Linked DNA regions of Homo sapiens: region 1 is linked to region 2. A link is an interaction called in ENCODE POLR2A ChIA-PET data of the cell type or tissue named here. Cell type or tissue: PC-9. All regions are shown on one strand. Links, peaks and the distances in the headings refer to the core of each region. The heading gives the core; the rest is flanking DNA.

Region 1 (2,848 bases), core at 349-2,848, 64 kb before region 2:
GCTCTTTGTGGATTATATTTCCTTGATATTTTTGAGACTTGGGGTGTAATTGTTCAGTGGTTTTTGCTCATTAAAATTTCTGGGACCATTGTTTATAAATTTATTGCTAATCTTACAGTATTAGGATTCATTATAAAAACCAACATTTTAATGTATACGTGTTAGGGTAAAACTCGTTGAAGTGCTGTGATTGTCCTGTATTCAATTTTGTATGTTTCACCTCTACTGTGATTCAGACAGATCATGGTGGTCACTGGGAATTTTTGCTGTGGCCCTGCTTTTCCTTCTTCCCACTTGTCTCATGTCTGTGAAACTGGTACAACCTGCCATAAGATGAAATGAATTGTCTCAACAAAGCAATATTAGAAGAGCCTTTACTATCTTATTGGTGATGACACGTTTCTTAAGTAGGAGTTTGAGTGAATTATTTGATATATTACTTTGTTAATAATAGTTAACAATAGTTTCTTATTTTCTTTCAGAGTTTGGGCCTTTTAGATTGCATCAAATAAAGATGAGCTACTTTAAAAGACAGTCTGCGGTACTATTTGAAGAGAGATGGTTTAGTTACAAGTCAGTAACTTAGATTCATGAGAAAATTTTGTGTTGACATTCCATAAGATGAGTTGGCATTAGAATTGGAAGTCCAGTTTATTTCTGAATCAAAAAATGAGCGGGCTATTGTGCTGCCTTTAATAAAATTTGAGTGATGTATACATAACATTGTTTTTGCTGGCACATGTTCATCCACTGATACTGAATAACATTAATGATTGTTTATATGGAATTTCCTTGACTTTTTAAAATGAGGAATTCTATAGCTACTATTTTCAGAGGTATTGATAGGCAGTTTCTTTTTCCAGACACTATTTCAGTTTACTATTTGTTCATTTAAAATAGCAATTGTTCATGCTGATGTCAATGTGCTACGTATAATTTATCTTGATGCCAAGAGTTTTGCTGTGGGATGGAAGTATAAGTTAAAAGTTGTGATTTTAGATTCTCATAGGAATGCCATGAGGCACACTCTGTGTTTTAGGGTTTGGGTGGGAAGAATCAGAGGGCAAAGGTGATATGGGTGAGAATTTGTTGTGGGGCAGAGAGGGGCCAGTGTTGTCCGTCAGCGTTTCAGAGGAGTTCAGCTTTCTAAATCTATGCTTTTCTGGTATTTGATGTTTGTATGTATGAGAGAGAGAGAGAGAGAGAGAAAGAAGGAGGAGGGAGGGGAGGGGAGGGTAGGAAGGAAAAAGGGGAGGGAAGAGGGAGACAGAAAGAAACACAGAGTAAAATTATTTCTAGACTTGCACTGCAAAGGGCTTATGACTTTATAGTTTGCTTCTGCCAATGATATTTGGGACATAGTGAGCCTTTCTGTTATTTAGGTAAGGGGGAAGAAAATAGAGTTATTTTAAGTAATGAATTCTGCCATAAAAGAGGTGGGACCATTCACAGCATGTCAACTGAAGGTAACTCTAACAAGGACTGGTAACTAAGTCTGTAACGTAATTCAACAAAAAGCTTCCGGATTTTTTTTAAAAAGTCACCCTGATTTAGATAGAAAGTGTTATTAAAAATAGATGTTTTTATTTTGGATTTCCCTTTAGGGCTTAGTGTTTGTCCGGAACAAGGTGAAACCCCGTCTTTACTAAAAATACAGAATTAGCCAGGCTTGGTGGCGGGCGCTTGTAGTCCCAGCTACTTGGGAGGCTGAGGCAGGAGGGAGAATTGCTTGAACCGGGGAGGCAGAGGTTGCAGTGAGCCGAGATTGTGTCACTGCACTCCAGCCTGGGCGACAGAGCAAGACTTCATCTCAAAAATAAAAAGAAAAAGAAATTATAGAAGAGAGAGAGAGCCAATTTATTTAAGGAATGAATTCAGGAGCTTAATACTGGAGGCTTTTCTACATGTGACTCTTTAGAAAAAAAAAAACTGCTGGCACCACCTTTATTGTATGTACATTCTTATAAGACCTGGAGTTTATTGCTCTTCACTCGAGCTCTCCCACAACACATGACAATAAACTGTTGGAGGAGGAAAAAAGCTATCATCTCGATGACATAATTTTAATTTTTAACAAGTCCTTTATTTCAGTACAACCTGATTATTTGAAGGTCAGTCTTAGGGTGAAACTGGAACATGCCTGGAAGAAAAGCTCCTCTTTCCAGTCACTTTTTCTGTCTTATCTTGGTATTTTCAATCAGTTTTGCTTCACTATCCAAGAATGAATTAGAATTATCTCCCAGCACTTCAAACGTTGAACTCTTCTGATAATGAATGATGGTATTTAATTCTTTGCCATTTCAAAGAATTATTTCCTTCACATCAGTTTTCCTAACTCCACAGCTATTATCAACACTTTCTAGTTCCTGCTTCTTCACCTTGGTACTATAAAATGATTTGGCAATTTACATTTGTATGTGATCATGGCTACTCAGAAAGATGAGTATTTATAGAATGAGAGTGAAAATCAACAAGGAAGATTTTATCTCACCCAGCCAGTCCTTTCTAGTGTTTAATAGACCTCAAAGCCAGACCTTTAACCTACTCATAAAATTTCTTCTTTGATCTGTTTTCATTAAAACTGGAAATTAACTGGTCAGTATTCCACATTCATAATTAGCCCATCCAAAAATCAAGGTCTGCTTATTGGTACACTTGGGCCTTTTCTTCACATGATAATTTGTATTTAGACACACACGCATTTATGGATTCCTTCCAAATTTTACATTTTTTAGTCTTCTTTTTTGATTAAACTTATTATTCCTTCTTCAAGAGGAGGTATCTGTAATGCTTGGCTCAACATTGCAAGGACAGCTCCTCCCTCATCCACATTTACTTCCGAAGTGTC
Region 2 (2,920 bases), core at 266-2,765:
TCCTGCCTGCTGGATCAGAATCTAGGGCTGAGCTAGAATCTGCCTTTTAACAAGTTTTCCAATGGATTGCTGATACACCCTAAAGGTGTATCATCTGTTGAATGACCATCTGTTCAGTCCTACCCAGTTGGTGTGGCTCTAAGACATTGCCCTCTGTGTATCCTGTGTTTCTGCTACTCAGGACCTGGCTGCTGAATGCCTTCACCGTGGTGCATCAGACCCCACTGCTCACACCCAAAAGTAGGGCTCCAACCCTGTCGGGCGCCTCTCACCTCTGGTCTCGTGATCTGTCCTCAGCCACCCTTCAGGGACTCCCTGTTCTTAAATGTGCGTCAGCTGCTCCCAGAGAGTCTGAGAGCCACACTAGACCTGCAATGCCTCGTCCATGGCTTTCTTTCCACTGAAAAGAGGATGGACTCTTATTAGGTACAACAGGGTAACTGAAAACAGGTTGAAGTTTCTGCAGCTTCAGTCACAAGTGGGAAAAATTTCTAGTGTCCATTTCCAAATCAAGTAGTAGGGGGAACTGGTAACTCAGCAGCCCAGTTGTTGAATGGGAGAGCAAATAAAGCAGCCTCCTCATGTTTCTGCTTGCTTTTGTGATTTTAAAAGGACAATAAAATGTAGAGATTATAAAATAGTAAAGGCAAGCTTTGTAAAGGCCTTCCCAATGTGAAAGAACTTTTACTATCTTTCATTCCGACCAGGTCTTAGCACAGGAAGCAGGATGCGAGCAAGGCCGGGACCTCTTCTGGGATTTCTGCTCGGGCTGGGCTCAGCCACAGGTCAGAGGTGGGAAGCGTCCCCTCCACTGCCTGGAGAGGGGAGAACAGACCCCTCTGTCAGTTCCTGCTGATAATAACGCAGCCTGCGTGGGCAGACATTGTGCATCCCCTGGCTGGATAGAACACGTGTCTCAATGCCTTTCTTGTTCTTCACCTTTGTGTAGCATGTGGCTTGGCAGGCGAGAGGGGATTAGGAGGCCTGTTGACAGAAATCCTGGTAGAATTCCATGTTTGAGAAACCCATCCAAAGGCGATAGCTTTGGGGCTTCATTAGGGTGGTTATCAGATCCAAAAGTGTTTTCCAGAGTGTGGACCCCTCCCTCCATGTTCCTGTTCTTATCTCTCTAATCTCATGAAAGTGGGGAAGGGCTAGAAACTCTTTCTCAAAAGAGACTTACGAGAAATAGCTCCCAGACTAAACTCTTTGCTCTGTGTTCACTCATGTACTTGTTTTTCAAAGCTTGCCAATTAAAAGAAAGAAAATTGTATGTGTTCAGACAAGTAGGGACCCACAGGCTGATGCGGTCAGAGGGCCACTGATGCTGAGGTTGCTCAGAGACTGGGAAGGTGGCTCAGGATGGGGTGAGCCCCTATTTCTCAGAGGTGCTGGCCTGGCCTATTTACTCCAGAACACTTAGGCCCTTAGAGGCCACGATTTCGGGGCTGCTGTGACAAATAGCCTTGGAAAGGTCATGCAGATGCATCAGTGGCATGCAGAACCTGCCATGAGTCTTGAATATAGTTGGTCTTCAAAATGTGATTGCCGAATATATAACATTGCCTTTTAGCGGGCTTTTTGTTTTATTAACCAATGCAGAACTATGCCTTTGTTTCATTCATTCTTATGTAATGGCAAACATAAAAAAATAGGTGTCTTACTCTATCTTGCTCCTAATATTGAGTCAGAGGAACTCCAAGATCAAGGTCTCTCAAAAGAGTGGTTCCCCCAGGTTCATGGACATGTTATTTCTGTGCACAAAATGAATTAATGAATGTGCATAAGACAAGGCCAGCTATCTAGAGAGTATTACCTTGTTCCTCACAAGCTTTCTTTTGACTTTTGAAAAACATGCTGCTTGTCTTGTAAGCAGTAAGTACTCATTCTCCTCTACAAAGGAAGCTTTAAAAACTGGCTAGCCTCAAGGTGGTTTTTCCCTGTCTTGCACTGGGAATACAAGCTCCTTTATCTCAAACATCTCTGGTCATTTGAGGCTCACTTGACATCCTGTAGCAGGGAGAGGTCAGGGCTGGAGATGTAATGATGGAAATCATTAGTGGTTTTAAAGCCATGAGATGGGTGAAATCACCAGGGGGAGTAGATAAAGAGAGAAAAGAGAAGAGGTTGAAAGACCAGGGGCACTGTAACACTAAGTATTTGGGGAGATGGGAAGAAACAGACAAAGAAGACCAGGAAGGAGCGGTGAGAGAAGTAGGTGGACAATCAGGCATGTGGGGTGTCCTGAAAGCCAGAGGAAGACAGTATTTCAAGGATGCAGGAGGGGTCAACCCTGAGGAATGTTGCTGAGAGGTGTAGTCAGCTAAGGGCAAGCTCTGCCACTATTTTAACAATGTGAAGTTGTTGGTGACCTTGGAAAGGACATATTTTGGTGGAGGGGTGGTGGTGAAAGCCTGATTGGTATGGGCTCAAAAGATTCATTAGTCTTTGCTGCTCCATGAAGTGGAACAAAACAAGAGCATCAGCAACCTCCAGTCAGGGCTGATGATACCCTGTTCTGCCTGTATTATCTCCCCTAACATCCTCTCAGGAATTTTCTACACATTCCTTAGTTGATGGACATACGGACAAAGTTCCAATCAGGAGGAACTATGTCACCAGATTTTGGGATTGTAACAGTTATTGCCAAGTGTTTCAAATTGAAGCCTCAGCCTTTAGGTAGGACCATACACCACTTAAATAGGAAGGTGCCCCTTACAGATCATTGAAACTGAGTCCCCTTATTTTACATATTGGGAAGCTAAGGCTCAGATCTGGGAGATGACTCACTGAAGGTCATACAACCACTCTGAGGCATTGCCCCCCTTCTTCCTCCCAGGTGTACCTGGTGGATGAGAACCTGTACTTTTAAAAAAGATTACTGGGGGACAGATCTCCTATTTCTTTCATTTCCTTCAGA

What was found. Peaks named below come from ENCODE experiments on the same cell type or tissue, not always from the same donor. Only the 100,000 strongest peaks of a DNase experiment are listed, where the experiment ranks them.
Region 1: POLR2A ChIA-PET joins it to region 2 with 5 read pairs; 4 of 35 experiments call an interaction of 5 or more read pairs at or near these places.

What each region holds. Positions count from the first base shown.
Region 1 is chr15:39,597,904-39,600,751 of GRCh38, reverse strand. THBS1 (thrombospondin 1) reads right to left here. Exons shown (of 22, transcript NM_003246.4): 22 at 1,286-2,848. It overlaps FSIP1 (fibrous sheath interacting protein 1), which reads left to right. Exons shown (of 12, transcript NM_152597.5): 12 at 1-721. Among named protein-coding and RNA genes, the nearest start is that of THBS1-IT1, 13 kb to the right of the region's middle. In PC-9, for the core only: no CTCF peak of the experiment used is centred there; no DNase peak of the experiment used is centred there; H3K27ac peaks cover 428 bases.
Region 2 is chr15:39,533,644-39,536,563 of GRCh38, reverse strand. No RefSeq gene overlaps it. Among named protein-coding and RNA genes, the nearest start is that of THBS1, 46 kb to the left of the region's middle. In PC-9, for the core only: no CTCF peak of the experiment used is centred there; no DNase peak of the experiment used is centred there.